4 separate regions of the Mus musculus genome follow, and regions 2, 3 and 4 are each linked to region 1. Evidence: chromatin loops called from intact Hi-C (ENCODE). Cell type or tissue: gastrocnemius. All regions are shown on one strand.

Region 1 (8,000 bases):
TGTCAGAAAGGATAATCAATAGGAATCCATGGGGTTTGTGGGTTCCCCTATCCGAGGCCCCTAGCATGCGGGGCTGGATGGGGAGAGGGCCTCGGAGAAGTAGGGAGAGGGGTTGGGGGTGGGGAGCGGGGATCGTGTTTGAAGTTTGGTCAGGCCAGCTGCTGTGCTCCTTAATAACAAGAGGGAAGGGGGGGGGGAGAGGGAGGGAAAGATTGAAAGGAGGGGAGGGACGCTAGAGGAGGGGAGGAAAGGGGGAGGAGGAACCTGAGAGGGGGAGGAGATCTAACTGCCCTTCCAGCTTGCGTCACTGCCTGAGCGAGAGAGGAGAGCGAGCTGAGGAGAGCCGGGCAGTTCGGAGGGAAGGACCGGTGCGAGTCAGGCGGCCCTTGAGGCTCCGCTCGCCCACCTTCCACTCTTCTCTCTCTCTCTCCCTCTCTCTCTTTGCCATTTCTTTCCTCTCCCAAATCTCCCATTCAGCCAAAGGAAGGAGGTAAGGGAAGCACTCCCCGACCCCCCCGCACCTCCAAAAAATAATAATAATAAAAAAAATTTACAGTCGGGACCGAGTGGTGGCCGGCTGGCTATGGAGCTGCTGTGCTGCGAGGTGGACCCGGTCCGCAGGGCCGTGCCGGACCGCAACCTGCTGGAAGACCGCGTTCTGCAGAACCTGTTGACCATCGAGGAGCGCTACCTCCCGCAGTGTTCCTATTTCAAGTGCGTGCAGAAGGACATCCAACCGTACATGCGCAGGATGGTGGCCACCTGGATGCTAGAGGTAGGTGTGCGGGCGACGCTCTCAGGGAGAGGCAAGCCCAGCCGCTCCATCCCTACCTCCAACACGCAGAGATCCTAAAAACTGCGGGAGAACTACCCCTGCGCTGGCCTCCCCCGCTCGTGCGCGAGGTAGCCCCGCACCCTTGGGCGAGACGCTAATTCTGTCCCTTGCTAGATTAACTAGTGGAGGAAAACTTGGGTGAGTGAGGATGTCCTCCCCCCCCCGGGGGGTTGGCATCCCGCGCGTGTGCCTGCATGTGGCTTCCTCGTCTTCCCATCTCCATTTCTGACCTGTGGTGTGGAAGCAACCCCGGCTGCCTTCAGTGAGGCCCCAGAGGGTGTTGCGACCTAACAATCCATACCAACATATAAAGAGCCCCCCCCCGCCCCCGACTCTCAGGGTTGGGGCAAACCGTCTGAGCCTTAGGACTCCGCGTTGGCACTTTGGCAGGAGGTGGGGGTGGGGGAGAAACAGGGAATTCAGGAGAGCCCCGGAAGTCATACTGAAAAAAACGTGCGTTTAGGGCAATCTGAAAGAACCGCTGCTTTAGCCTTGCTTGCAATCTTTGCCGAGAGAGCAGGGTGCCCACGTATGCACAGCTCTGGACCTGCCGTGGTTTCGCCATGTTGCTTTGCAAACTCCATTTACAAGGACTGGCAACATTCGCCGGCGCCCCCACCCCCTCTCAGCACCCCATGATCCTGGGCACCCTCTTTCTGATCGTGCCCTCTTCCCCAGCCCTCGGTTCACCAAGGTTACTTACAGTTTGGCTGCTTCTTGAGCGCGCAGATTTGGGTGGGGTAGGAAGCGGGGGAGGAGGTGTGTAGAGCAGGCTAGGGGGCACCCCCAAATGAGAGGTCAGAGTCCCGCATGCCTCCTGGAGGGGGGTTCCCTGGTTTCGTCTCACCCAACCCCCAGCAGGCACAGCCTTCCTAGCTACTGCCCTTGTGGGCCGCAGCCGAACACTCCGCAAGTTTCCCCCACTGAGATCTAGAGCCCCTGGGGTGGAGATACCGACCTTACGGACACCCGAAACCTCTTTTCCAGGGAGCCTGGGACCTCTCTGGGGTTTTCAGGCCCACAGAGCGTTTCTAGGATTTTCCCTCGATTTTTAATAATTTTTTGAAACTGCTCCCCCCTGCTCCGACTCCAACTGCGGCGGCCGGCCGAGGCGCGCTTCCTCCTCCTCCCTCCCCCTCTCTCCTCCACCCACCCACCGAACAGCGGCCCCTGGACCGCCGAGACCACCCTGGACATTTTTTTCAATTGTCGGGAATGGTAGAATAGGATCTGAGGATCCGAACGAGACCAAGAAGTAGACTTTCGGAGCTTCCAGAATATTTTTATTGATTTTTTGAAAAGATGACGAAATCCAAAAAAGAGTGAGTTGGTGTGCTGAGAAGTGAGCCAGAGGGAACGGCAGGCGGCGGCGGCTCTGGGCTTTGCCTTGGGGTTTGTGGAGGTTTTAGTTCATCACCTTTTTCAGCTTTGCGGGAATACCCGAACCCCAGGAGCCCTTCGGATTTACCCCACCGTTCTCATCTCTATTCTTACTATCCTTTCTACTCTCCTCCCCCTCCCCACACACACATAAAAAATTCTTTTTGTTATCTCAGATTATGCTTTTATTTTTCTTTTCCCTCTGTTTCTGATACTAATTTTTCCCTATCCCCCTCGGACCCTACCCCACTCTTGATTGTAGGTCTGTGAGGAACAAAAGTGTGAAGAAGAGGTCTTTCCTCTGGCCATGAATTACCTGGACCGTTTCTTGGCTGGAGTCCCGACTCCTAAGACCCATCTTCAGCTCCTGGGTGCAGTGTGCATGTTCCTAGCTTCCAAGCTGAAAGAGACCATCCCGCTGACTGCGGAAAAGCTGTGCATTTACACCGACAACTCTGTGAAGCCCCAGGAGCTGCTGGTAATGCCGCCCTCCCTGCTCCTGACTCTGCCCTTCCCCATCACACTAAGGCCGCCACACTAACCAAGACTGTAAGAAAAAAAAAAAAGATGTCCTTTAGTAGGAGAGAGCTAGTCTTCCCACATCAGGGAGTGAGCAAAGCTATCAGTGCCTCATGGAAATTCATGAGGGTGAAATTCTGTTGTGTGTGTGGGTGGGGGGGGGGCATAAATAGAATATTCTAGTTAATGATGTTATAATTAAGGTCCAGATTTCCACTGAACCCTGAGAACACGGTCTGATTTCTCACATTCTAGTTTGTGTTGTTTCCCAAGACCCTGGAGGTGTAACAGGTAATGTCTTAAAGACCAATAAAGTCTCATGGACAAACATAGTAGCTGATCACTAAGTACCAACAAAGCACTAAGTATGAACATATTAACTTGGATGCAAAATCAACATCTGCCTTTCTATTGGTGGATCTGAAGCATGAGAGTTCAGCTCCAAAAGGCACAGTGACCTGGATACAGTCCCCAGGGGGTCCTGTCTTGGTTTTCTCCCAACCATCTACCTTTTTTTTTCTCATGCACTTCCCCCTACCCCCATGTTAATGCCACACACTGAAGGTTCTGCAGCTCTCTTTTACAGTGGTTTGCACACCTTGCACTGGTGAAAGAAGACCACCCCCTCTATCGACTCCCTCCCCCTTGCTGCCATTGCCTGGGCCTGCTTAATCTCCTGGGCAAAGACTGGCTTCTTGAACTGAGCCCTTTGTGAGGAGCCGTCCTTTCTGGGTCTGTGCTGCCACCTAGTGGCAGACATGTGCAAGGCTGGGGGAGGAATTGCCTAGAACGCAAAGAGGGGCCTGAATGACTTCACCTTTGAAACACTGCCAGATTTCAGCTGCTTCTGGTTTGGTGTAAGAGGCCCCTAAAGGTGCTTTCTTCTGGAAGATCTGCTTCTTTCAATAATGGTGCCAGAGGACGAGTTTGTGCTCACATTGCCCTGGAAGAAGGAAGGGTTTGGGATTCAAGCCATTTCTGATTTTTACGTAGTTAAGGAATTTTTTTTTTTTTATCCTAACTTCCTGCAAAAAACCCAGGCAGACTTGAAAGCTTGTGGGGAGGAAAAAAAAATAAGATTAGAATTGGAGGCCAGCTTGTCTATTCAAAAAGAAAAAAACAAAACAAAACAAAACATGAAAAAGAATCTTCTATGTGTCTGGTGTGCTGGAGGACTGGAGGTATTTTTCAAGACACCCTAATTTTTCCAGGACCGGCAAAGCTAACTCAATTCTCCAAATAAAGTGTGCCAGCTTCCCATCTCCTCCCATCCATAAGTTATGCACCCTAGAAGAACCTTCCTATTTTACACGTGAGGGGAGCTTGCTCCAGGAAACACCATAGCTGGTCCAGCTGACAGGGGCTTTATAGCCGGTCCCCAAGTTTAGCAGATGGAGCCAGGTGAACTGAAGAGTCAGTCACTGCCCGGCAGTAGTAGCATCCTGCGCTTTTGAATCCTACTGATTGACCAGGATCATTTCCTTTTGTTTGCACCCCCCCCCCCAACGAAACCAAAACAAACAAAAATTGGGACCTTTGCATAATTTCAAGCTAGCCTCAAACTTCTAGCCTTAAAGAGGTAGAATCCCAGACATGCACTTCCAGGTGTGCATCTCTTTGGGGTATTATTATATTTAGTCCAGTTCATTTGAACATTATTCCCCATGTTTATTTTACAAAAGGAGAGGCACAAAGTAGCCTACTAGTGGGGTGCAGTGGAGCCCCCTAAAAGAGACCGTTACAGCCCAGTACATGGGCTGACCCTGTTTAAGCACCTCCACATTGCCCCAAATCATAGTGTGCAAAATGGAGTCACAAGTGACCACCTCAGGCCCTTTAGCCATGAAGACAAAGGCCAGTGAAGATTTAGGTGAAAGGGTGAGTGTCATATCCCAAGACTTCTTCATGGTGTGTCAAAGGGGAAGGTGTTGGCAGCAGAGAGGGAAAATGATACTCTTCCCCCACAAGGAAAGGCCAGCGAACTGGCTGCCAAGGAGTTGGGCCAAGGAGGCTTCTGCTATTCTGCATCTGTAAGCATCATTTTTTTCCATGAGGAGTAAAGAGACTTAGCCAACAAATTCTCACCGCAGCACCACAGTGGCCTTAGCTAGATCTTACTATAGGCCCACCTTTCTGAGTGGGCAGGCAAGAACATTTTGTGGAGTCAGGGGTAGGGGTGAGGTAGGAAGAAAACTAGAGTAAAGGCTGGTCTTGGCAGTAGTTACCTGGCCTCTCATTATTTTCAGTGGAGCCTGACTTTTTTTTAGCCCAAGAAGAGCCAGGAGCAACTTCAAAGCATGAGGGGCACAGTGACAGATGAGGCTGCAGTGGAGCCTTAAGGAGCATCTTCAGAGCTGGCCGGGAACCCAGCCCCCAACCCGGGCCTGGAGTCAGTCTATGGATTCTTAGAGCTCTGCCCTCTTCCTCCCACCCTTTGCAGGAGTGGGAACTGGTAGTGTTGGGTAAGCTGAAGTGGAACCTGGCCGCAGTCACCCCTCACGACTTCATTGAGCACATCCTTCGCAAGCTGCCCCAGCAAAAGGAGAAGCTGTCCCTGATCCGCAAGCATGCGCAGACCTTCATCGCTCTGTGCGCTACCGGTGAGAGGGGGCTCACGGGGCTTCCACGGGGCCATGGGAGGTGGGGTTGGGTGTCTAGGCAAGTCTGAGTAAGCCAGCCTGGAGCCTCGCTCGTGCTTTCTCGGAACTAGAACATTTTCTCTCTCTGCTTCACTCGTAAGTTCTTTATGAGGGCAAGTATGGTAAGGGGAAGGGAGTCGGTGCCTGCTAAAATATTGTTTATGGTGTCTAAAGTGCCCTTTGAAGATTATAGATACTGCTCTCTGGTTGTGTTTAAATCTTTAATCTTTTGAGGAAAAGGACGGCTTGGAGATAAGCCCTAAAGGGAATTTAAGGAAGGTGGGGGCAAATATAGGTTAAAGGACCAACGACAAGATAAACATGGTGCCCGCCCTGATAAGGGGGAAGGAATTCCTTCACCGTGGAGCTGGTTTATTGCCTTCTTGCTGTTTCCTGTTGACAAGGGAGTGAACCTTTAAGCAAAGATCCGTTTATTCTGAGCTCTGGAGAGGATTTTTGATACATAGCTTTATTGGCTTCACACCTGGGTAGAAGACCCTAGCACAACATTTCTCAACCTGTGGGTCGATACATCCCACAGGGCTTACGTATCAGATATCCTGCATATCAGATATCCTGCATATCATATATCTACATAAGAAATCACAAATAGCAAAATTACAGTTACAAAGTAGCAACGGAATGGTTTTATGGTTGGGGGTCACCACGGTATGAGGAACTGTATTAACGGGTCACAGCGTTAGGAAGGTTGAGGTTGAGAAGCGCTGCCCTAGAACCTTGGGAATTCGGGGGCCAAGTGTCAAAAGTTCATCTCCTCAGGGTTAGCAGGTAAAGAAAGAATTGATCATGAGTGGGGTGCAGCTCAATTCATCCAGGGTTGTTGAAATGTGTTGATGTGATAGGGGGTGGGGGGAGGTGGAGTGTAACATTTTAATTCCTTGTAACATTTAATTATGTGTTTGTATAGCTGATGCTATAATGAACAATAGGGCCTGTGCTTTGTTGGAAGTTCAGAGGTCAGGCAGACTTCGTTACTTAGCACTGAGTGACCTCGCTCAGGCTGTTTGACCTCTCTGAAGTTCATCTGGGATCTGCAAAACAGGCCTTTGGATGTATCCTTCCCTAGCCTTGGTGGAGTGGGCAGGGAAACTGACCCACAGAAAAGCAAGCCTGGAGCTTCCTGCGAAAGTTCACTGATGTTGAGAATGGCTCCAGTTAAGGTGGATGCGGAAATGGATACAGCCTCTCACTGGCGTGCCGGATTCCATCTCCCTGTTTTAGAGGGGTGTGTGTGTGTGTGTGTGTGTGTGTGTGTGTGTGTGTGTGTGTGTCACGCACACGCGAGTGCGTGCACGCACTCAGTTTGCGTTGGTCCAGCAGCCCTCGGGGCCCTGCATCAGGCCTTGTAGCACACTTGTGGTGTCCCAGCTCCTTCGTGGAGTCCCCTGCTGTTCCTACAGTCAGGGAAGAGGATGACAATAAGAAGCCCCAGCCTTTGCTACGCTTTGGACAGCACTTTCAGCTCCCTGCTCTTCTCTTGCTGACTGGCCTGGGCTCTAGAGGTCAGTCCCACACTGACCTGCAGTTTTGTTTCCTAGGAACTGTCTCTTTCCTCTTGCAGTGATTCAGGGTGGGGGAAGGGTCAGTCAGCCTTTTCTCTCTGGCCCTAGGACACCTAACCCCCCGGACTCATAAATTCCCACATCACCCAGCTGCCAGTGGCCAGAGTCCTGCTTTGACCTTATCTTTTGACCAACAGGTCTTGGGGGGTGGGGGGAGGCTTTCACTTCTTCCTCCCTGATCTTGCACTGGGGTGGGGGTAGGGCGATAGGTGGAATTACTCGGGCTTGGATGGATTCCTCCAATTCTGTATAGACCACAGGTCCGTTCTGTGTTCTTGGGGATCCCATCCCCCATTCTTGGCCATCTTGTCCAAATCCTTGGGGCAGCTGCCAACTTTGGGGCCCAAATATGGAGCCTGGGATTCAGTGACTAGGGGCAGAGGCCCAGTGGGAGGTAGGGGCAGTCAGAAAGATGGGCCTGTTGGGGGCCTTGACCTAGCTTTAGCCAAAGAGTGGGAAGGGGTCAGAACCATGTGCCAAGTACTGCTCCAGAGGCATGGACTGATGAGAAAGTGGCGGAGGTGCTCAGGCCTCCTGGGGCTGGAATGGGTGGGCCTGACCACAAAGCCCCCATGTCTCTTCTGGTCTGCATTTGGGGTCCTGCATGTGAATAAGCTTTGGAGCCCTGCCGGTATGTGGGTGTGGAAGGGTGGTGGAGGGGAGTGTTGGGGCCAGCAGACAGGCAGTAGGCTGGACAGCCTAAACCCAGAGGCCTGCTGCTCTTGAGGACGTTGAGCTTCTGGGGCCAAGATCTAGCGAACCCAAGTTCACTAGCACCCTTGAATAATAGTAGGCTCAGAGCAACTCAAGGACCAAAGATGGGAGGGTGCTCTTGTGTGCCCCATCACCTCACACCCTCAGTCTCTTAACTCCAGTCCTGAATATTCCACCCTGAACCTGAGGATGGCCCAGGGTTTTGAGGGTTCACAAAGGCGTGGGAAGGGGGCAGTCCCTGAAGAGGTGGTAGGTAGCCAGCCCTGGGGAGACGTTGCTAGTTTAAGGGAAAAGCCAATTGTGAAAGAGCTGGCAGTCCCTCCGAGGGGG
Region 2 (8,000 bases), 230 kb before region 1:
CTGACCTGAGCAACTGTTCCATACCTGAGGTCTTTCAACATGAGTGTGTGACCTGGCCTGGAGGCAATGGCACAGGGGTCTTGGAGAGAACAGAGCCAGAAGGATGAACCTATACCCCTAATCTGACACCTCCCTGGCTTTTCACAGAATGTCAGCAGGATGTAGTTTCCTACCTTGTGGCCCAATCTGGCCTGCCTGAACTGGCTTCTGGGAGGGCAAGTATCTGCCTCTAAGCCACTCAAAGGTAACACCTGCCCTGCCTCCATTGGTTGGAAACTTTGACTCACTGGTGACCTGGTTTTGAACTAGTGACCTGGAGGTGAATGGCTCCATATCTCATTACTAATTCCCCATAGCCAACTGCTTCTTCCCCCGCATCAGAAGCAAAGAGATCTGCTAAGGGCAAAGACAGAAGTCCAGCCAGGGCCTCTGAACCCATCAGTAGAGCACCTGCCCCAGCTTTAGCTTTGCCATCTGGCCTCCTGACATACCCTCAACCTTTAATCCAGCTTGGCCGAACAGGTTTTGGAAGAGGCCAAGGTCACCAGAGGGCTGACCCCCACAGATGGATTCAGAGATTCCACCCATGGTCCATTTTAGACATGAATTCTCAGGATCCACGTGTGCACCCCTCCTCAACAGAGAACGTAAGCCGGAGGATCTAGACCTCAGGCAGGTGGGATCTAAGTAAATCTAGAAATTGTAACACATACACACACTGACACACACATACACAGAGACACATAGACAGAGACACACACACAGAGAGACACACACAGACACACTGACACACACACACATACACAGAGACACACAGACACACACACAGATACACATACAGAGACAGACACACACACACAGACAGACACACACACACAGATACACACACACACACTGACACACACACATACACAGAGACACATAGACAGAGACACACACAGACACACTGACACACACACATACACAGAGACACATAGAGACACACACACAGAGACACACACAGACACACTGACACACACACACATACACAGAGACATACACAAAGAGACACACACACAGAGCCACATACACACACAGACACACACACATACACAGAGGCACACACACATACACAGACACACAGACACACACACTGTAGCTTGATTCTCCCTTTTCTCTACTCTGCCTCCTTCTGAACCCTGGTTTTCTTGATGTCTAATCTTGTGTCCTGGTACGCCTCTCCCTCAAGAGACAATTACCACACCTCTGAGATTTCTGTTTAGCTGATACATCTACCCAAGAATCAGGACAAATACTGGGAGGAAATAGATATTTAGCAACACTCCATGAGCTGTGTTCTCTCTCCCTTTCCTAGCTAGGAATGGTCAAAATGTGCCTATCCAAAAGTGCAGCATGCTAAGTCCCAGAACCACCAGCAAAGCCTAAATCTTAGATAAAACCTGGCCTTTCTGAGCCACAAACCCCAAGAAAAACAGACTGGAGCTGTTGGAGGGTGTGTGGCAATAGTTATAACACCAATAAACTGAATTTGGACTTTGAGTTTGGGGATTTGGTCTCTGGGGATTGAAGCGGCCCTTGTACACACAGCAATAGGCAAGGACTCCACAGCCACAGACACTAAAGTCTTACTCTATGGAGTCCAAGTACTCTATGCCAGGTATTACTACCTCAAGTTGGCATGGAAGATGTTTCCTTTCCAAAGAAATGGCCTTATAGCACAGGGTGTGAACATGGCTCGTCTTAGCAGTTTCACCTCATGTGTGTTTCTATGTATGAGTACCTCACTTTTGCACACAAATAGTCTTTTTTGGACCACTTCCCCCTTGATCCCTTGAATTCCTCCAAGATGGAGGACCCCCCACCATGCATTACACTTGCTCATCAATGATCAAATGTCATCTGTGTGTCAAGAGCCTGAAGAGCTAACCTTCACTTCATGTCTCTTTGGGTTTGGTGCAGAATTAATAGCAATGAGTTCGAGTAAGACAAGATACATGGGGGCACAGAAATCTGGCACAAACATTAAAAATCAGAGTTTACTGCCAGTCATAATGGTATCCAACTGTAAATCTGACTATTCTACTGACTGAGACAGGAGAGTCAAAAGTTCTAGACCTGCCTGGACAACTCAGCAACTTCAAGAACAACCCGGGCAACTTAATGAGAGCTTGTTTCAAAACAAAAATAAGAAATGAGTACTAGGCACAGTGACACACATCTGTAATTCCACATTTGGGAGGCTGAGGCAGAAGAATTGCCATGAGTTTGACATCAGCCTAGATTATAGAATAAGACCCTCCCTCAAAAAAAAGACATTAGAATAAAAATGGGAAAACTGAGAGATGTATTACTGTGGCAGAACACTTGCCCAGCATGTACAAAGCTTTAGGTCTAATATCCAGCACCAGTTTTTCAATTTTTACCAAAATGGCCCACTAAGGAGTGATATCCTGGTGGAGGTGGTGGTGGTGGTGGTGGTGGTGGTGGTGGTGATGGTGGTGGTGGTGGTGGTGGTGGTGATGGTGGTGGTGGTGGTGGTGGTGGTGATGGTGGTGGTGGTGAGGGGTGGTGGTGGTGATGGTGGTGGTGGTGGTGGTGGTGGTGGTGGTGGTGGTGATGGTGGTGGTAGTGGTGGTGGTGATGGTGGTGGTGGTGGTGGTGGTGGTGGTGGTGGTGGTGGTGGTGAGGGGTGTCTAAAAGCTCAAGTTTGAGGCTAGCTTAGATGGTTTATCCATCACAGCAGGCTTTGCCCTCCTGAGCTAGTGACTTTACCTTCTGGAGCCTCAAAGTCCCCATCTTTAAAATGAGGGATAACCACAGTATCTACTCTCAAGGGAGTTTGTTTTAAAGTGAAGTGTGTGGCATGGCATCTGGCATGTCATAAATACTCATGAAGCACTGTGATCAAAATTAGGACCAGGTCCCCTGCACAGTCCTCAGTGGAATGACTTTCAGTATGTGAACATTCTCCACTGGCAGCCAGGATACTTCAAGATATGGAAACAGCATCAGTGGGCAGTCACCAAGCCCAGTCACCCTTGTGTCTTGAGTGAGTGTGGGTAGCCTGGTCAGAGGAGGAAAGCCCATGGGGAGTGAGGCAGGACACGTGGGAAGAAGAGAGGCTCTGTTCAGCTGCCACTTGGTGTAGACTTGAGGAGTGGAGACTTTGTGACAGTTGGGACGCCATTTTGACCACTAGAGGTCAGTGGAACGTTTTCTAAGCCCAGCAGGTCCTTGGAGGAAAGGTACCAACTGTAGAAAGAATAGTCTGCTGCATCTGCCCCAACTGTGTCCCTTGGAGGATCCAAGTTCGTTTTGCTTTGTTCAGGAACCCAAGTTATCCACACTCCTCTGGACCCTTCTCTTAGGTGATAGCATTTTCAAGGCAACGCTCTAGGCTAGTGATAAGGAGACGCCCCTTTTCCCCAAAGCAGGCTGACTTTGATGTTCAAGACTATTCAAGATCCTTTTTTGTTTGTAATAAATATTAACATCCTTAAGTTCTACTAACTTGCAGCTCCCCATCTCCCAGTGTCCTGTGGTTTAAGCCTCTATACCCACCTCTGCTCCTTCTCATCACACACAGATCTGAGAGACTTTCCCCAGTTTTCCAAGGTCCACACTGAGCACCATAGCAGAATTCTATACCTTTACAGATATTTCACACCATTTCCTAGACACCGCTTTGTCTTTGTGGCTCATCTTCTAAACCAAGAGCATCTTTAGATCTTGCATTATGAGTCTTTCAGTTTTTGTGGCCAGAGTCCCTGATCCACGTGGGATGTTAAAAGTGACATATTTGCTGAGCAAGCAGAAGAGGGAATGGGTGAATGCATACAGCCATTATTCCAACTCTTTATATAGCTTTCATCACCAACAGCTGAGCTCACTGGCCCAGGCTGGTAAATGGAAACTTCTGAGCATAGTAAAAGAGTTCTCCCAGGGCAAGCCAGTCTAGCCTCTGCCTTGGGCCTAGATGTGCCCCATTATCTCTGGACACCAAGACTTGCCCAAGGCTGATTATGCTGTCCTCTTTGCAGGCCCATGATGTGACTGCATTTTTCTAACTTCCCTTGTTGTGGATTTCTCTAAAGACTTGAAGAAATGTAAAGAGACACGCTTTATCTTAGTGTTGTAGAGCATATGGATCCATGACCTTTGAACCAAGACTGAATGTTACCAGCTCCATATTGGACCAAACAAGGTAGATAAATCAAGAAAGGCTTTGATCCCCAATACTACTGTGTGGGGTGCCAGGCTGGGTTCCTCACACGAGAGCTGTGCAGTTTGGATAATGAGGCCAACAGTGACAATAACAGGCAGCTACCCAAGAGAGTGTGTGGCTTCTGGAGCAGAGATCAGGAGAATGTGGGCGGAGATTCAGCATTAGCCGCTTTGCAGGGACTGAGTGTTGAGGCAGGACATCTCAGCAGGCGTCTCAGCAAACGGTCAGGTCAGCTCCTTGGACAAGAACTAGCTTCCCTTCGTTTCTCTCTGAAAGTTCAGCAACGTTTCCACAGAATATTCACCATGAGGCGTCATCCAGCCAGTCCTGTCTGAGCCAGGAATGAGTAAATGGTATCCTTTCCTATCTTCTCAAAAGGACAGTCCTGGAATTCCTTAGTTCCAGGTTGACTCACAGTTCACAAGAACCCTTTTGATACCAAGGAATCAGATTTTCTTTTGGGGGGAGGGGGTCTTCTTTTCATTAAACAATCTAAGAATGAACTCAAGCAGAAGCTCAAAGACAATGTTATAGGATGTTAAAAGAAAAACTTCCAGGGAAGGCAAATCTGTAAATCTAGACAGCTCTCTGGAGAAGGAGAATCGAGAGGAGAAAGAAAGAGCCATGCCTTTTAAACTGTCACACACATGGCAAATGAGAGTCCACAAGGCGGGAAGGGAGAGTTGAGAGAAAAAAGTAAGGAAGCCTGGAAGGTCGGGGAAACCCAACGTGAACGGAGAGCGTGCTTAGGACAGAGACAGAAGGGGGAGGGGAGAAGCTTTCTGAGGAACTCAGAAAAGCAGGAAGACTTACACAGCCGCGGGACCATGGGGAATCGAGGAGGGAAAACTAGTATATCAGTGAAGGACTAATCCTTCTGCCTAACCCTTAAGCATGGCTTAGTTAGGGTGAACCTGCTTTGCGGGCAGGGGATGCGGGGTCAGGGGTGAGGAGGGGTCGGTTAACCATGTAATTGACCAGCCAGGCAGTAGTGTTCGGTCTCCACCCAGGACATACTGTTGACTCCTTTTTTTTTTAAAGATTTATTTATTTACTTATTTATTATATGTAAGTACACTGTAGCTGTCTTCAGAAACCCCAGAAGAAGGCATCAGATCTCATTACAGATGGTTGTGAGCCACCATGTGGTTGCTGGGATTTGAACTCAGGACCTCTGGAAGAGCAGTCAGTGCTCTTAACCGCTGAGCCATTCTCCAGCCCCATACTGTTGACTCTTGTCCAGAAGGGTTGTCTTTCTACTCTAACACATGTTTTTTGTTTTTTTTTTTAAATTGTGGGTGTGAGAGAGACAGACAGACACAGAGACAGAAATACACATACACACACATACACACACACACGCACACACGCACACACACACTAAGAGAGAGAGAGAGAAAGAGAGAGAGAGAGAGAGAGATATCAAGTTTATCAGTCTCCATTTTCCCTTGAACAGGGTCTCTTGTTCACCCTGCGTGTGCCTGGACCAGGAGCTTCAGGAGTGCCCATCTCTGCCCTCCATCTTGCCTTAGGACCAACTGGGACTCCCAACACACGGATGACATTGTCCACCTTTCCATGGGTTCTGGGGATCCAAATATCAAGTCCTTACACTCACAAGGCAGGAACTTTACTCATCACCCCATCCCCCAAGCCCACCTTGCACAATTCATTATACCATCTTCATGAATCTTTCCAACATCTTCCATGAGGTAGGTTATTGGTACCCTACCATGCCAGCAAAATCCCTGCAGTTCAGAGAGGCTCTGTAACTGGTCCAATATCATTCTATTATTGCTAATGAAACCTGAACCCAGAGGGTGTGACTGCAGAGAGCATGTGTACCCGGTCTCCCATCAGGCATGTTCGAGGGGTACGAACACACGATAGTAGGCACATGAGGGGAGAGACAGGCAGTTACTTCCTTTGTGTATGGACTTGAAAAAATGTTCTACACTGAAACAAGTATCCTGTGTCATATAGCAACCATTTTTATTAAACCTTACATCCAGAGCCAGCAAGCTGTCTCAGCATGTAAGAACACTTGCTGCAAAGCCCGATGACCTGAGTTTGATCCCGGAAACCAGCATGGTGGAAGGAGAGAACGCACTCCTCTCCTGAAGATGTCTTTTGACCTTCACATCAGGCATCTCCAAGGCTGGGACATAGCTCGATGAGGAAACACTTGCCTAGCATGCAAAAGGCCTTGACACCTCCAGCATGCCCAAATAAAATGAGACACTCAATATTTCTTTTCCTTACCAAAATGAGGGCTGGAGGACTAGAATGTAGATGCATGGGTGGCCACTGGTCATCCTCTTCAATCACTGGTGCACACATGTATTTCCTGTGCACACAGCCCTATCTAGGGGTTCTCAGGGCCCTGCTCTGCGATCTGACTCCCAGTGATGTGGTCTGACAGCGTGGAAGGCAAGCTCATCCAGGCCTCCCAGTACCTGCCTAATCTCCGCCACGGATGTAGCCTTTGCCCTGGCATTCAGTGTTGACAAGGAAAGAATGTGCGTTGCCTTTCTTCCCAGGCTCTACCTGGGTGTGGTGGCCTCCTCTGTCACTAGAAGGCTTCTGTAAATAAAGCCTGCTTAATCTCCTTAGCCTGGGGGTTGTGTCAGCGGACAGGAAGGCAGCTCGTGCCTTAGATTCCCCAAATTGTTGGAGGCTCTGGGTGAGCCTCATCACATCCCTTTGGCAGAAAGGCCTGCGTTGGCTTGTCCATACATCTGGGCATGCTCCGTGAGGCTGTTTCACCACACAGAGGGGGCTTGAGCAAATACCCTGAATGCCAGGCAACTGGGTAGCATCCAGGCTGTGACATCTCATTTCCTTCCGCCTGGCAGTTCCCCAGGGCTCTCAAATGAAGTCCTGTGGGGCTCCACACAATATGGCTTATAGCCAGAGCTGTTTGTGGGGGAGTAGAGTGTCTGAGCTTGCACAACTAACAGATAACTCACAGAAAACACCACAGAAGAGCAGCCATGCCCAGTTTCTTACAAGGATTCCATATACTTAGCAGCACCATGAAGAACAAACAAACAAACCCGACAGCAAAATGTCACCTTGCTTCCATTTATTTGCCAGCCTTTGTAACCCAAGTCATTTAGGCTTTCTTCCTTTCTAGATGTTTCTATCACCATGGCTAAAAGCAACTTGGGAAGGGAAGGGTTCATTTCAGCTTACAGTTTATAGTCAGGCTGAAGGGGGAGGCAAGGCAGAACCTGGAAGGCAGGAGCTGACGCAGAAGTCACAGAGGGATGCTGCTTACTGGCTTGATCCCCATGGCTCGGTCAGCTTGCTTTCTTATACACCCAAGACCACCAGCCCAGGGATGGCACCATCCACAGTGATCTGTGACCCCCCCCCAATGTCAATAACTAATCAAGAAAATGCCCCCACAGACTTGCCTATAGGCCAATCTGATGGAGGCATTTTCTCAATTGGTGTGCCTCTTCCCTAACACATTGTACCAATGAGGGGGAAAAAATAAGCTAAGAAGACGTGCATACTTCCCAAGTCAGCTGGAGGAAGAAGACTTCACTATGAGTTAGAGCACTTCCTCCTTTGATCTGTGTGCCAGTGCTATCAATGGCAGAAATCGGAGTGCCTCGTTGTGCTTTGCTGTACAGCCAAGTAGAGAACTACTAAATCTCCTGGGAGCTCCCCTCACTTAAAATGCCAGAGGCTAGTTTGGCAGGGATCCCGGCAGAGGAAGCTGTTGGCCTCTTCGGTCCTTTGAGATCCCTATCTCCAACTTGCCATC
Region 3 (8,000 bases), 180 kb before region 1:
CGAAGCATCCTTCCAGTTCTATTTGTGCCCCTCGGGAAGCCCACGAGCTTGGGGTTCACACAGCCCGGTTTCTCACTACACAACTGCGGAGAGACGCCACGTGTCATCTCAGAGACATCCAGCAGCCGGGTGTGAAGGGGGTGGGGGCCACCAAAAAAAAAAAAAAAAAAGGCTAAAGGCTGAAGGAAATAAGCAGGCACTTGAGGATTTACGTGTAATTTGGTTTTAAATGAACATCTTGTGCAGAAGAAGAGGCAATTTGGCACCTGCTGCTGGTGAGTTAATAGCTTAGGCACTTGGTAACGGCCACAATACTGCGAAGAGACCATTAGTGGATGTGGCATGTGGCAGAGCGTTATGGGCAGGGCTGCTAGCTTGGGAAGCCTCCCTCGGAAGACAAGGCAGGCGGCAGTGCTTTGCCTGCTTTAGGGGGCTTTAGTGGAGCCCTTAAAGCCTTGCATTTCATGGGAGCACAGGGTGCTTCTCTGTGTTACCAGCGTGGTTTGCCATAAAAAGCTCTGTTCTCTGCTGCTCATCGGCTGTGACCATGGGCAGGTCACTAGCCTGCCTTGGTCTCCTCTTCCCTAGCTGTAAAGATGTGTTAATCCCATTGCCTTCCTAACATCCCCTGACCTCCCCAAGCCCTGATCTCCATGATTAAATATATACACCATTACTTTAGAACTGCTGAACACCGGGGCTCTTTAGGCAGTTATTTATGTTGAAGTTTTTGTTTGTTTGCTTGTTACAATATTTATTTGTTTGTTTATTTATTTGAGATGCTGCTTATGGCAGCCAGAAGACAACTTTCTCTCTTTCCATCCTGTGATTTCTGGAACTGGAACTCAGGTCATCAGACTAGGTAGCCAGTGCCTTTACCACCCCCACTTCCCAAGTCATCTTTGCCAGCCCTTCAGCATTATTTTTAAGTAGATGGTGGTAACAAATTGTTCATCCCATTCTACAGATGGATAGAAATTGGGTGTCTGCTGCCCATCAGCTGAGACTGCCACAGAGCACTTGTTTGGTAACAAGGTTTCCATGTCGGCCTGGGAATCAGTATTGTTTCCTTCATTTCTTCACATTGGAGCTTGCCCTGCCTTGGCCCCCTCAGCTGGCCACCATTCCCCACCCCACCCCCATCTTCATGTCTCCACCTCAGCTAGCTCCTTCCAACATCCTCTGAGTCAAATGGATTGTGCTGCACCTTGGACAAGCTTGTAGACCTTGGTAAAGAAAATGAAGCCAAACCAGACGGGACAATTTCTTTCTCACCCCTTCAGATCTCCCTGCTTCTGTGAGGCATTTATTGAGGTAGGAGGAAAGGAACAAGCTGAAGGAAAGAAAGGGCCATAATCACAAAGGAAAGGGTTTTTTTTTTTTTAATTCCTTCTGCTGGGGAATTGGTTCAGTTGGACCCCGAGGAGGTCCTCAGCACCCTGGTAAAAAGCTAGCATTTGTAATTGCAGCACTAGGGAAGCTGAGACAGGAGGATGCCCAGAACTTGCTGGCCACCTTGACTAACCAAATCAATAAACTCCAGTTCAGTTCCTTGACTCAAAGAAAAAAAAATGAGATGGAAGAGAGCAATCGAGGAAGATGCCCAACATCAGTCGACCTTTGACCTCTGCATTCATCTACATGTTTTCATGCGCACTCACTCTCTTGTCTCTCCCTGTCTCTGTCTCATTCTCTCTCACACATGAGCAGGGCCATGCAGTCATTTTGTGCTACATTAAAAAAAAAGAAAGAAAGAAAGAAAGAAAGAAAGAAAGAAAGAAAGAAAGAAAGAAAGAAAGAAAGAATTCCTGAAGACCATGGAAACATAATGAAGTTTGGTTCTGCTGGGGCGCACAAAACAGCTCTCGGAGGGACCACATCTGCAATGCCCCACAAGGAAGGAAAGAGGTTTTCTGTTGCATGTGTAGGCTAGGAGGAACGACATGCACAGTAGTCAGGTGCCGGACGTGTCAACAGCTCAGTTGATTGGCCGAACTGAAGCTGCATGGGATGGTTGGTTGTGATAAAGATGTTGGAGCTCGTTCCTAGGGAGTGGAGAGCAGCTTGAATTGTTGGGGGAGATCAGCAGTGAAGAACATTGCCTTTCAGACTTCGGGTTTCAGAGTGAGAGTCATTAACACTGAAAGATGGAATAGGTGACCATAGAATGGAACAGAAGACCTCAAAGTACATGCATGCATATGCTTCACAAAATACATGTGCTTGTATGATTGTGCGTGTTCTAGATCATGATACAAAATGCATTTGCTGGAGTCTTGCCTAAAAATTGTCGGAAGCCTTTGCATATCTTTCAGGCTGAATCAGGAAGGATGGGTAGAGAGGAAACTATAGGAGGGTCATGCAAACAAGGCAGGGGACTTGGTCTCCTCCAGTGTCTGCGGCAGCCCCACACAGCCCTAGAGCGATCTGTGACACTGTAAGTTAAATATGATAGTCGTTTCCTACTAACCTGGCAGAACATAATGCTATTACTGTGGTCCAAATGTTAGGGTAGTGTGCTCATGGACTGCTAAGCATCATCCTGATGGATATGGGAGTAGCCATCCCTGCAGGTTGAGTACAGAGAGCCTTACATTCAAAGCCCAGAAAAAGGCTATTGTGTAACCTCTTATGACCAGTGTTGCCAGTGCCCTAACAGAGTTACCTCTAGGGGAGCTTTAGGGAAAACTGCAGATACTTCTTGCTCCAATGCAAACACAACTCTCCTGCTGGCTTCAGAAAAACTGGAGAGTGTCTGGCTACCACCTGCCCAGCCACATCCCTGGTGATTTAAAACTGTCTTTAAGAGTTTCCATTTGCCTTTCCTGGTAGCTTTAAATGCAACTGAAGCCTGTTTACTTGTCAGGCATAAGATGTTTGATTGGGGTTAGGTAAAGTCCTGGGGGGCTGGGGGGAGTGGCATGAGTTCCACCAGGGGAAGATTTCTTACAGTGAAGGAGTGTGTGCAGGTTGAAGAAAGGACATGGACAAGGTAGAGAAGAGAGAACACTTAGGCTCCAAAGAAAGGCGATGTGGGACAACATGGTTCAGATTGCTTCATTTGTAAGGTAACTGACACGTTTGATTCACATTGAGCACACCCACATTCTCCTTGCCTATCTATGCCCACACCCAGCCCCATGTATATAGTACAGATAGCTCCCAGTTCAGTTTACATAACCAGGGGCACAGCCTACAGCTACACCCCCAGAGCAAACATACCCACGCCTGCTCTTTGGACTCCACGGAAGTATACATCCTTCCTATAGGGGCTGGGATTTCTCCAGTTCTTTTGATTTTGACTGGTTCCTTGCCCATAAGATAAAGAGCAACTCACACAGTGAATAACGCTGTGTGGCAAAGCCCTGAGCTAGGCATCGTGCAGAGTCAACAAATTCTGATAATATTATCACTGTTTGTAGCTAAGACCTTGAGACAAGGATATGCATGTCCAAGTTCCTGTAGACTGTGATGCCACGCTCCATCTCTAAGACACCCCACTTTCTCCAGTTCCCCTCAGGAGCTGCTTTCCAGGAGAGCTTGGCATACCATCTGTGCCTCCTCCCATTCTGTCTCATGAACATCCTGGTCCATCTACTGCAGAAACCCGGGCTAGATCTTCCCTTAAGCGTCCCACTCACCATTTCTGTCTGGACTGGAGATGTGAGCTGACTCATTTCTCCATGCATTTTTTCGAGACTGTACTTCTTCAGTCACTCATACAATGTCAAGTTTTACTACTGTTTCCCCCAGGAGACTCATTTCTACTTGTTGGGGTGAGGTTGAAGATTTCAAATCTGTCTTCCTGCAGATGTTTCAAGGCAGGCCTGACAGCATCCTTAATCCTCTTGTCTCCAGACTGAGCATGCTCAGTTTGGTATTTGGGTTGGTACTACCAGTCATATTAGTGTCATTTGTAAGTCACATGTGAGTGAAGGGCAGAACTGTGAGCATTGGCTATTTGCCAACTCAACCCCCTTCAACATTAGCGAGTTTCATATTCAACCTGTGAGCTGAAAACGCTTCCGTTTTACAAAAGGAGAAAAAAAGAAAAAAGAAACTTGTGAGGTGTAGAGCTTAGGCCAAGGTTAGAATGAGCAGAAATGGTACATTAACCTTTTATCAGACAGACATATTCTGTTCTCCTGGAATGTCACCAGGGCGTTGACAATAGTGAACCTAAGGTACAGGCATGTCATCTCTAATAAAACATGATTTTATCTCTACGGTCTCTTGTCTTGTTTGCTAGAAACATCTCCCTCTCCCATCTCCCTCTCCCTCTCCTTTCCCTGATTGTATATAGACTGTAAGAACATAGGGCAGCTTTCCCATTTTAGAAAGGGAAACAGAGCAAAGAGGTTGATGGCGTCTGTGTATATTCACCCAGGGTCACAGCATTACAAGTCGAGATAGACTATCAGAATCCCCACAAAGGCAAAGACTGCTGATCTTACAGGTTTATGCATGGGGTGGAAAATATGGAATCATTTGTCTCTTTTCCATAATATTTTTGGAATACAGGAGCCCTCTGGTGGCCAAAACAGTAGCAGGAAGGTGTCCTTGGGAACTTAAGTTCTCCAGAGTTGATGATCAGCCTGAGGATGAGCCGAGCCTTCCTGCAGGGCTTCCCTTCCCCACCCAACCTCTTTCTTCCCATGAAGGCGCCATGAGTTTTGAAGACTCCATGCGTTTTGAAGACTCCTTGTTTTGTCTTTGCTGGATTTCCCCTCTGTGCCTTCCCCTCCATCCCCAGCTGGCCCTCCTGTTTCCCCTGAGATCTCTCCTTCTCATCATCTTTGGCCTCAGGCAACCCTCCCTGAAATGGAGCCAGGTCCTTTGTGGCAGATGCTGAGTGACAGCTTCAGCAGCTGCTTCAGTCGTGTGGAATTCAGACCCCCTTTTGGGTGTTTAGAAGCTGTGGATGGGTTAAGCAATGATGCCTGTTGATAAGCAAGCAAGGGCAGCATCTTGCTAGACTATGGTCTCCCAGAATCCAGCTTGTGGAAAAAAACATGAGCTCCTACACATTACCTCGTTCCTGGGGTTGGCCCCGTGCCCAGATGGGGCTCCTTTAGGTTTCTGGGGGTATCCTTACATTGCACAGATGCCTGCTTACATCTTTATAATCTGCAAAGAATGTTTTGTCTTCTGTAAGGTCATGCCACACAACAATCAGCAGCAAATAAAGATGTACACACTAGCCATTGCAAATCTTCGTCATTGAGAAAGGACCCATCGGTCCAGAGGCAGAAGGCCACTGTGGTCCAGAAGCCGCTGGTGTATCAGTAGACTGCAGTGAATCAAACAAGGGAGGCAAGCCAAGATGGGTCAAGGACGAGGGGCAGACATTTTGGCTAAGATTTTAGATATGAATACCTTGGCTTCAAGTATAAGAAGCTAACGGGGCAATATCACACTTAGACTGCACTTTGGACCATTGAGAAAAAGGCATTCTATAAAATGAACGGGTGACTTTATTACATTATAGTGCTGAACAATTAGTGGCCTAATCACTGAGTGCTCTGGTGAAATCACCTGGGGGGCAATCAGAACAGCTTTCCCAGGATCCTGAGTATGTTGTAAAAGTGGAGGAGCAATGTTCATGGAGAGGGTGGCCAGATTCCATTGGGTGTTCCTCTGTAAATGTGGTCCAACGTATAGGGCCCAATGCACTAGAGGACTTTGACAGTGGTAGCAAAATACAGTTGGGTTTCCGTTTCCATTATTGCCCCCAAAAGATGCCTTTGATGGAGCTGGGTGGAGTTTTTCTTTTTGAGACAAGGTCTCACTGCATGGTTTTGGCTATGCTGGGGATTGCTATGTAGATCACATTGGCCTCAAACTCACAGAGCTGCATCTGTCTCTGCATTCAGCAGACTGGGATGAAAAGCATATGCCACCATGCCCAGGCCAGATTTCACACTTGGGGAGAGGACAGTGTAGCTGCATGTGCTTGGAGACCTACAGGTGGGGTGTGTGTGTGTATGTGTGTGTGTGTGGCCTTTGAGGATGCCCACAAGTGGAAGTCAGAGAACAACTTTGTGGATCTGTTTCTCTTGCCACATTTAAGTAGGTTGTGGGAATCAAACTCAGGTCCTCAGACTTGGCAGCAAGTGCCTTTACCGGTTGAGTTATCTTATAGGGCCTGGGTTTTTACTCTTTATCACACTAAGAAACCACATATACCTAGACTCTAGTCTCCCATGTCACTTACGGCATTCTCTGTAGCTTTATCATTCTACCAAGAACCCTCATGGTAGATGTTTTGGACCCCATGACAGAGCTGCATGCCCCATTACTTCCATAACGATGCCCTCCTCCAAAATCACTGTAAGAGCCCTTGCCTGTGGGTCCCTGAGTGCTCAGCAAGACCTTGGCCTTGAAAGCAGATGAGTGTATGCTTGTGTGTGCATGTGTGTGCATGTGCATGCATGTGCGAGTGAAGACAGGAGAATCTGTGTGTGGGTTTGTTATCCCAGCCTCTGCTTGGAGGAAATCTGATGGCACTTCAGGAGTGAGAGGCACCACGAAGAAGTTAAGGGCCTTCTCTGGGATGCATTCTCTACCTCTCCTCACAAGGCATTATGGGAAACTCACCATGCCCCTGGACCTGGAGGAGGAAAACAGGCAGCTGCACACTTCGTCTTTTGCTCAAAACTCAAGGTTGAGCAGAACTGTGAAGACCTGTTGGAAACTGGTCCTCACTTCGTGAGGATTGGGAGACTCTTCTCACAAAGCTCTTCTGTGAAGATGACTATGACAACATGGAGAAAAGGCTGGGAAACTGGGCACCAAGTAGAGCTTTCTGTGAAAGGTTAAGATTCCTCAGCTGTTACAAGCATCAGCGGAAAGAAGCAGCTGGCCAATCTCGGCTTTCCTCTCACAGATGTTTTAAGTGGGTCATAACTCCCTGTCTGTTCTCTGGTCCCATAGTGTTTCTAGTGCATACAGCTTAGTATGCCAGCACCTTTTCTCCTAACCAAGCGGGAGCATCGCTTTGCTAGAGGTTGCCAGTGTAGGCTTTGGAGGCAGGAGACTGGTTGAGTCTTTAACTGAGATAACTGCTAGAGAGGCTGCCTGGGCTTGATTGACGTGGAGTTATCAATGGAAAGCGGCTCACGTTGTTTCTGATAACCAAGGCCCAGCATAAAGGAGTTATCTTTGCCAGACCTGCAAGGTGGGAAGTCTTGGCAACAGCTCTGGGCGAAACCAGGAACAAGATGACGCCAAGTGCTGGTTTCTCATGAGGGGGTGCATATCAGAGGAGCATGGCCTTTGGGTGGTGTTTGGCATAAAATGGAAAGAACTGTGTCCTACTCAGAGGAATGTGGAAAGGATGGAGGAGGTGGTCCTAGTAAGCAGTACGGTGGGGAAGGGAGTTCATGGGGGTTCCATCAACACTGGAGAGACACAGTTGTAGAGTAAAGAAATGCAAATCACCTGAAAGCTCTAGTTCTCCTCCTCCTCCTCCTCCTCCTCCTCCTCCTCCTCCTCTTCTTCTTCTTCTTCTTCTTCTTCTTCCCCTACCCCTTTCCCTGCCCCTTCCCCTTCCTCTTCTTCCTCCTCCTCTTCCTCCTCCTCTTTCTCTCTCTCTCTCTCTCTCTCTCTCTTTCTTTCTTTCTTTCTTTCTTTCTTTCTTTCTTTCTTTCAGGTGTGTTTAACAGACCAGGGCTGGCCCAGCATTGGATAGGAAGGTGTATCTCTACCAATGTAACAATACATTTTTAGGGCCAAAAGGTGAGTCTGGAGTCAAATATACTCAGCACTAGGATCCAAATTCCTAACTATGTCTTATAGCACAAGAGAATGCCCACCTCCTGGTACTCTTAAAAGGAGGTGAGGCACTGCCTATGAAACTCCTAGCCCACAACTTGGCACTGCACAATGAGTACTTGGTAAGATCCATCTCTTTGTCACAGTGACTGTGGAGAACTTGGTGAATGGGGGTTAAACTGTTATGACAGCAGGTGAACAAATATTAAGCAAGCAATTGCCATATG
Region 4 (8,000 bases), 120 kb before region 1:
GCCATCACCGCATAGACAGGGAGGAAAGGAGCTGGAGTCAGCTGTAACCATTCTGCTTCTCAGTCTCTTTCCACAGTGTCCTCCTCCAAGACTCTTTCCACCCCGTTCCTCCTCACCCACCCCTGTTTCTTAACTCCCCCAAGGCTCAAGACCTCAGGGTAGCAGACAGCTAGTCTTTACAGTAGCCGGAGCGCTCACACTGAGGGACGGGTGCAACCTGGATCAGCTTCCCCTCAGCAAGCAAGTCTACCAGGCATCCAGTGTTCCTGCATGTCCACAGGAGACAGTGTGGCTAGGTCATACAGGCTCATCCAGGGGCACAGAGGGTTTCTAGTGGCAAGTAAGCGTGTGGTAATGGCCTTTTCTACTTCCTGATGAGCACACAGTAAGAGATTCTTTTGAGTAGGAGGTCCTGTCCTTTCTGCCATTCTGCTAATTGGAGACTCAGTGTTCCCGGGTCTTGAGAGAACAGTCAGTGGCACGGAGCACATATGCTGTTATAGAGGATCCAGGTACTCAGGGGAGGGAAAGGGGAACTTCAGGAATTATCCTGGGAGCTTCAGGGTTATCAAGTGTCTTGGCTCACTAGCCCTCATGCTCACAGCTCAGTCTCTGCACAGCTCTTAATGCCTTAGGAGGACATATTTTCACTCATTTGGAATGACCACATTTTGAGTTGTGAAGAATAGCTACTGTTAGGACTGCCTGGCAGGAATTCTAACTTTATTGTGATTTAAAATGTGACTGGCTACTTTTAACACACAAAGAAAAGCTACACTCAAACACAGGCGCGTCTTTGCAGAGAGGCACCAGGGTGTGGTAAATTCTTGGACTTTGCAGCTTGCATTGAGAGCTGCATTCATCTCTCCTAGGTGTGGCCTCGGGCAAGCTGGCTCCCGACTCAGAGCTTCAGGTCCCTGAGTCTTTAAACAAGAAATGGTAGAACCAAGTAAACAGAATGGGGACTTTGCCCCAACCATGGGCCACAGTGTTGGTCCCTGCAACATGGCAACCACAGCCTGAAAACAAGGTGAGAACAACTGATGGCAGGTAGCCACTAGCCTGTCTAAGTCTTTCTTGGGACATTTAAATTTGATACTGTCTGTGAGGTGCCCCAGGAACTCAAACAGAGAGAGAACCAAGGATAAAACAGACAGGATCAGCAAGAGAAACTCTGGAAAGCAGCTCCACACAGCCATAGCTGCCATCTTGCAGCTAGGAGAATCCTCTAGCTGCGAGTGAAGGAGCACAAACATGGGGAGGCACTTCTGCAGGATGGGTAGGCTCAGAGCATTCCTAGGGTCCCTTCTACTGCTGTGCCCTCCAGGCTCTCAAAAGGCATGCTGGGAGTTCTGCCATCCTAGACCTTCCTAGCCAATTCTTTTGCGAATGAGGTCCTAGTGTCTAGCATCAATAGACAAGAACAGAAGAGTGCCTTTATCCATAGGGAGGGCTTTACCCAAATGGACTTAATAAAGCTGAATTCCCAGTTCTACCGATTGCACCCGCAGGAACTTGGAATAACTGTGTGGTCTCCAAGGGGTTGGCTCCTCAAAGGGAGCTGTAATGTCTCCTGTGCAAACTATGGGCTGGTGGGGTGGTGATGGAAGTTGGTGAAATGAGACAGACTAAGGCACCAGAACCCGTAACCTGAAGCAGAGGGGAGGGGTACCCTTCTAGAACACCATAAACCAATAGCATTTGCATCACAACGGTCCTGTTCCTCCTCTGTCTGTCTGTCTGTCTGTCTGTCTGTCTGTCTGTCTGTCACAGAGCACTTCTTCCCTCTCTCACTCTGAGAGGTGGAGAGAACAGAGTATGGAATGAGGCTGGAAAAGAGGGAAGTGAATGGATTCCAGTCATCATTGGGCCCGGGGGATGAGGCAAGCTGAATATGACTCAGTTCAAAAGAGAATCCCAGCTGGCATGATGGCTCACAATGACAGCTCTGGAACTCAGGAGGCTGAGGTAGAAGGCTCATGAGTCCAAGACTCTACAAAGGGAGACCCTGAAAAGGAAGGAAAGGAGGAAGGGAGGTAGGGTAGGAGAAAAGGAGGGGGAGAGATAGAGAGGAGGAGGAGGAATGAAGAAAGGAGAGGAGAGGGGAGAAGGAAAAGGAGGGGACAGGTCCATCAACCTCTCCTGACCCCGCCCCCGACCCCGCCCCCCAGCAGTGGTTTCTGTTCCTAGCATCTTTGTACTGAAGATGGGCCCGTGGACAAGGATGGCTCCAGCATCAATACATTCCTAGAAGGACAGTGTCGTGATCACCGTTCCTTTGCTATGAATCACATGGCCAAGCAAAGACCCTGATACTTCCAAGTCCATTCACAGGAAGGCAGTGCCCCAGCTCTCTGCCCCAGTTCTCTGCCCCAGCCTTTGGGAAGACTCCTGGTCTGAAAGTAGGGAAGAATTCTAGAGGTCTTTTCAGCCATGCCCCTGCCTCCTGGAATGTCTACAACTCATCTGATGTGAAGCCCAGGGAGTCTGTGTAACAAACTAAGCATTCAGGAGGGGACAAGAACCTGGTGGCCTTTTCATTTTCCACTACAAGGGGCTACAGAAGAGAAGGCAGGGAAAGGAGAAAAAAACCTCTCCCTACCAGTCTCTTCTTCTTCCTTTGTTTCCAAGTCAGGGGTCATGTCTGCCCTACCTGTCACTGTCTTCATCCTGTGAGGACTGTCATCCTGACAGACTCTGTATTCCCCGAGGAGGCAAGCCTCTAGGCACACCTGGGAGGGATTTCCTAGATTGGGCTAGCCTCATGCTCTGTGAGCCACTCTCTTCATTAGATTGAGGTGGGAAGACTCACCCTGAATATGGGTGTCACCGTCCCCTGGCCTGGGTCCTGGGCTGAATAAAAAGGAGATATCAAGCCAAACACAACGTTCATCTGGCTTCCTGCTCTCTGACTCTGCCGGTACAATGTGATCAGTTGCCTCAAGCTTCCGACTCCCCTGCCCTGATGGATTGCACCCTGCAACTGTGAGCCAAAGTCTTTCCTTCCTTCCTTAAATTGCTTTTGTCGGGGTATTTTGTCATAGCAGCAGAACGGTAACTAGCACGCCCCCTACTGGCCACAAATCTATAACACCCACCGCTGCTGGAAGCCATCATTCTCTCTCAATAGTGGCAACTGCTCTGCTGGCGGCCAGCATCACTCTGCCTTAGAAACCGAATCTTTCACTTTGGGCCATTCAGTGTTTGCAGTAACTCCGCTCTGGGAGTGTTTTATGATTGTCCCTTCAACAAGCAGAAAACTGCGGACCAGCAAAATAAGACAAAGCCCTCCAGCTTGCTTTCCCACTACATAGACATACAGGCACCCCTTGGAATGATTTCCACAGGGAAATTTCGAGGAACCCAGGCACCCTCTGCTACCTCCTGATGAACAGGAGGGGCACACTGGCAGGCCACAGCACAGTGAACTGCCCCAACACCCCATGGGAAGGGCCGTGAGGTGTTCCCTCCAGAATGTTGACTGTCATTTCCCCTGGCTTAATTGCAAGGCAGGCATTAACGGACCCAGAGAGTCAGCGTCCTTCACAGTCGCCTGCAGAAGCGCTGGAATTTCTGAGCTTCCTCAGAGATGAGCAAGGTCCTGGGGAAAAGGGCTGGGGAGGGGGGGAGGCGCGGGGAGTCCAGGGGCCAGTGCCCCTCAGGTCGGTATTCCGGAAACATCCCGGTCACTTTGGATTCGGCAGCGCAGGAAGGAAGGTTCTTGTTAGCGCCCAGTTTCCTGTGGGCAGGAGGATGATCTCAAACAGCTCCCAGCGCCTGGGCCGGCAGCCAGCTGTCTTGGATGGTCAGAAGGTGAAATTTGAATGCTGGTGAATGGGAGAGCGGAAGTTCAGCAAGACTGAGCTGAGCCCCATTCATGAAAAAGATCTAGTCTCACTTCCTTATTGCCAGGAGTCGTGTGTGTGTGTGTGTGTGTGTGTGTGTGTGTGTGTGTGTGTGTGTGTGTGTGTGTGTGTGTGTTGTCTGCTCATGGGAGAGCGAACAACTACTTTCTGTCTCATTTCTTCCCCAGACTCCCACTCTTCCTTTTTTTTTTTTTTTTCCTGTCTCAAAATACGAAGCTTATCCTCAGGAAACTGCCAAAAAATGTGTAGCTGGTCTGTGGTTTGCCAAAAAAACGAAAGAAAAAAAAAAGATAAATTCATGCAAAAAGCAGCATCCCACTTCCCCAAGCCTGCGAGCTCTCCCTTCTCTGAGTCTGTCTCTGTCTGTCTTTCAGTCTCTCCACTCTCTGTGTCTCTGTCTTTCTCTTCTCTTCTCTTCTCTTCTCCTTCTCCTTCTCCTTCTCCTTCTCCTTCTCCTTCTCCTTCTCCTTCTCCTTCTCCTTCTCCTTCTCCTTCTCCTTCTTCTTCTCTCTCTCTCTCTCTCTCTCTCTCTCTCTCTCTCTCTCTCTCTCTCTCTCTCTCTCTCTTCCTCTCCTTGTGGTCCTCTATTCCAGCCCCTCCTAGCTTAGAGTGGTAAAATTAACCCCTAGGGGGTGCTGGACTGTGAACTACGGTAAAGGCTGACCCCAGGGAACCATTCTGAAGCTAAACATGGGCTTTCTCTGGGTAAAAGTTCATGGCCATACAAGGCTCTGGGAGGCCCACCGTGAGCAGCCAAGCACCCAGTCAGCCACACTTACTCCCAGAATCACTGGAACCTTGCAGCCATTTGGGTAAGAGCATGATGACCCCAAAGTCCTCGAAAGGGCGAGAGAGAGAGAGAGAGAGAGAGAGAGAGAGAGAGAGAGAGAGAGAGAGAAACAGAGAGAGGGCGATGTGAAACTCCCATACTTGTCTCTTGGGTCTCAGTCAAGAAATGCTTAGTGAGCATCCCTAACTTCACAGCAACGTTGGAGGTGGTGCACCTGCCACCACCGTTGAGGGCACTTCTTGGGCATAGCAGGTGGAAGGGCACTACGGTACTTTCCCCACCTGTAGCCAACGTTCTTTGTTGTTGACACCCCAAGAAACCTCAGTCTTGTTGATCCTGTGCCTTTATGACAATTCTCACTCATGACAACCTCTCAGGGAGTGTGGAAAGGGATGCTATGAGTACTAATATCTTCAGTCCACTGGTGACCCAACGCCGTTTAGATGTCAGGGATTTCTAGACTCCTATCTTTTGTGTTGTTCAAGTAGTACTGACAACTTCAAGAGCTACTGTGACGATCTGGAGAAATGGCTCAGCTGGTAATGCTTCTTGTGCAAGCATGAGGACTCGAATTCCCATCCCCAACACCCAACATAGAAATGGGGTGAGATGTCGGTGACCCCTGTGTTAGAGGGCAGGGTAGAGACAGGTGGATGCTGAGGCTTGGTGGCCAGCCAGCCCAGGTGAATCAGTGAGCTCCAGGCTCAGGGGCAGAAGTTGTCTCAAAAAAATAAGGAGCAGAAACTATTATTCCTGACAACCTACTGTGGACTTCAGGCTTCCGTGCATGGATTGGATGGACGTGCACTTGTGTGCACAGACAGACAGACACTGATGGACAGATACACACACACACGGGAGCAGGGGTAGAAAGAGAGCTATATTTATCTTTTCCCATCTGGAGTTATTCTTCACCATGTTGAACAGAAGGGGGGAGGGGAGAGGTGGTGCCATCTGTCAAGTTCCCTGCCAAGGGGCTCCTCCAGGAAACATGCCACCCCACCTCAGTGCCCCTGGTTTTCCTTGACCCTGGCTCTGGCCATGCAATACACATCCATTAGGGTGTGTCTTACGATTTCAGGAGGACAACAAACCCCAGGTGAAGCTGTAAGGAGTAGGGAATCTCACCAGCCTTCACTTCCTCCCTCCCCCATTCCCCACCTCCCCAAGCTGCCCACCAACAGTGAAAAAGAGGAAACATCTGGCCAGGCTTCAGCTCCCTCACCCTAGTGCCAGGGGAGCTTGTGGGAAGAGATGGCAAAAGATGGAAGGTCTTGCAACCTTGAAATAAACCAACGGTCCAGCTATTGTCCTCCCTCCCCCTACATTAGCTTTCAATAGGAACAGCCCCACCCAGTCACCACATAGCAGGCAGGCTGCTACTTTCTGTTTCAGAACCCTAAGGGATCCTGCCTTAAGTGGGTTCCAGGATGTCTTTACTAAGGTGATGACAGTATTGATGGTCATAGGGCCAGAGTGGAATGACACTGTCATAAAAACATCCCTCCCCCATCTACCCCAATCACCTTTAGCCTCTAACAATCGCTCTCACAAATCACTCTATAATCTTCATAATAGGCCCTGCCTCACTGCGGGTCTTATCTACTTTGGACACACAAAGCACCTTAGCCCAGGTAATACCACTGCTCGGTGGCAGAAATCAAAATCAAGCCCTCCCAACTCCACAGTTCATCCACTCAGCTTGTAAGTCAAGCTTGTAAGTCAAGCTACAAACTCCCTGAGTGCACCTGAGTCCTCGCCCACCTTGACCATGACCTAGATAACCACCTCCAGCTTACCATAACACTCACCCTCCTCTTTCAATCATTCATTTCAATCATTTGTTCATGTACTAAGTACAAAGTCACTTACAACATGTTAAGCATATGCTATCCATTGAGGAAAAAGAGAATTATTTATTTGTTTGGGCTTTGGTGTTGTTTTGAGTCTGAGACTCCACGTGTATCTCAGGCTGGCTTTGAACTCTCGGCCCTCCTGCTTCCACCTACTTTACCTGGCCTGCCTGAGAACGAAATAGATTAAATACTGAACTGGCTTCTCTTGACCTCTGCTGTCCAGATCTTTGGGTAACCGGTAAGTACCAAGTAGAGCATCCTAGTGGCCCAGAGAGAGAGCCATGGAGCGAGGCTCAATCTTGCGGTGGTAGGGGAACCCTAGCAGATCTTCAGTGATGTCTGGTAACCATCTTCAGCCAAACGATGAGAAGGAGTGGACATTTGGTGCCAGAGAAGACAGCACATCCAACACACCAAGGAAAGCAGGCCACTTTTGGGGAAGCCTCTGTGGCTGGAGGCAGGGCATTGCAAAGGCATACTGGGGACTTCTGAGGAGGTGCTCTGGATGACCCAGAGGATTAGCCTTGACCCAGTAGACCAGGGAGAGGTGACTGGTCAGGAGGCATCAGGAGATCACCTTTGAAGGAGCTAAGGGAGAAAGGTGTGTGGGCACACGTCTGAGGCTGCTGATGTCATTGACTCAGTAGTGAGGAAGACAGAAGTATGGATGACAGTGACTTTCCAGGGTTTGATGTTAGCAAAGGTGTGAACCCCGGCTGTCTCTTCCACAGCTCTGAGCCTTGCTGTCTTGGGTGTAAAATGGGAATCATATTGCTTACCCGAGGGGTAATTGTAAGAATGTAATGGATGGGATGTGCCAAGGATCTTACATTCTAGGAGCACGGTGATGCAGCATTTGGTAGGCAGAGGTAGATTGCACGTCGGCAGCTTACCTAGGCTACATAGTGAGACCTTATCTCTAAAAACCAATGGTTGCGGGGGGGGGGGGTGAGGTTAGAGGTGGGGTCCTCATTGGCAGTGTTTGCTTAGCAGGTGCAAGGCTCTGGCTCTATATCTTGTCGATGATGGTTGGTCAGTTTGAAATGGCCAGCAAACACCCAAATCCCAGCTTAGCCTGCTCCTGTGGAGCCTGGCTGACTGTGCTAGCTTTTAGCTGATTGAAAGACAGCTGCCAATGCATTGAGTATAACAGGCCCCCTCTCCACTCTTTCTTATGTATTTACTTATTTATTTTTATTTCATGTGCATTAGTGTTCTGCCTGCATGTGTATCTGTGTTAAGGCATTGGATCCTCTGGAGCTGGAGTTACAGACAGTTGTGAGTTGCCATGTGGGTGCTGGGAACTGAACCCAGGTCCTCTGAAATAACATCTGGTGCTCCTAACTTCTGAGCTGTCTCTCCAGCCCTCTTCATTTCTAGAAGAACCCCTGGAGCCATGCCTACACTGTCACTGTCACTATGTGAAAAGTGCTGAGGGCAAGGTGCATCTAAGTCTCTAGCTCTGTGCCAGAACCCTGCATGATTCTA

Evidence for each region. A loop is a pair of places that touch in the nucleus more often than their neighbours do. Peaks named below come from ENCODE experiments on the same cell type or tissue, not always from the same donor. Only the 100,000 strongest peaks of a DNase experiment are listed, where the experiment ranks them.
Region 2: a loop joins it to region 1, with 4 times the contacts of the local background. A loop is called at or near these places in 19 of 42 quality-filtered maps.
Region 3: a loop joins it to region 1, with 3 times the contacts of the local background. A loop is called at or near these places in 13 of 42 quality-filtered maps.
Region 4: it touches region 1 in a loop (2.4-fold over the local background); 25 of 42 quality-filtered maps call a loop at or near these places.

The regions. Positions count from the first base shown.
Region 1 is chr6:127,143,357-127,151,356 of GRCm38, reverse strand. Ccnd2 (cyclin D2) reads left to right here and starts at 309. Exons shown (of 5, transcript NM_009829.3): 1 at 309-775; 2 at 2,478-2,693; 3 at 5,175-5,334. The coding sequence starts at 584. 9330179D12Rik (RIKEN cDNA 9330179D12 gene) reads right to left here and starts at 1,968. Exons shown (of 3, transcript NR_040274.1): 1 at 1,794-1,968. In gastrocnemius, a CTCF peak has its summit at 3,491 (motif pointing left); DNase peaks (open chromatin) are centred at 4,093, 4,722, 5,198, 7,346 and 8 more places; H3K4me3 peaks cover 3,447 bases; H3K27ac peaks cover 3,320 bases.
Region 2 is chr6:127,374,879-127,382,878 of GRCm38, reverse strand. No RefSeq gene overlaps it. Among named protein-coding and RNA genes, the nearest start is that of Gm52919, 58 kb to the right of the region's middle. In gastrocnemius, a CTCF peak has its summit at 3,195 (motif pointing right); DNase peaks (open chromatin) are centred at 3,193, 7,054 and 7,923.
Region 3 is chr6:127,321,715-127,329,714 of GRCm38, reverse strand. No RefSeq gene overlaps it. Among named protein-coding and RNA genes, the nearest start is that of Gm52919, 4.6 kb to the right of the region's middle. In gastrocnemius, a CTCF peak has its summit at 4,527 (motif pointing left); DNase peaks (open chromatin) are centred at 4,538, 4,788 and 5,021; H3K4me3 peaks cover 76 bases; H3K27ac peaks cover 505 bases.
Region 4 is chr6:127,262,081-127,270,080 of GRCm38, reverse strand. No RefSeq gene overlaps it. Among named protein-coding and RNA genes, the nearest start is that of Gm38404, 42 kb to the left of the region's middle. In gastrocnemius, a CTCF peak has its summit at 3,075 (motif pointing left); DNase peaks (open chromatin) are centred at 3,085, 3,779 and 5,606; H3K4me3 peaks cover 769 bases; H3K27ac peaks cover 575 bases.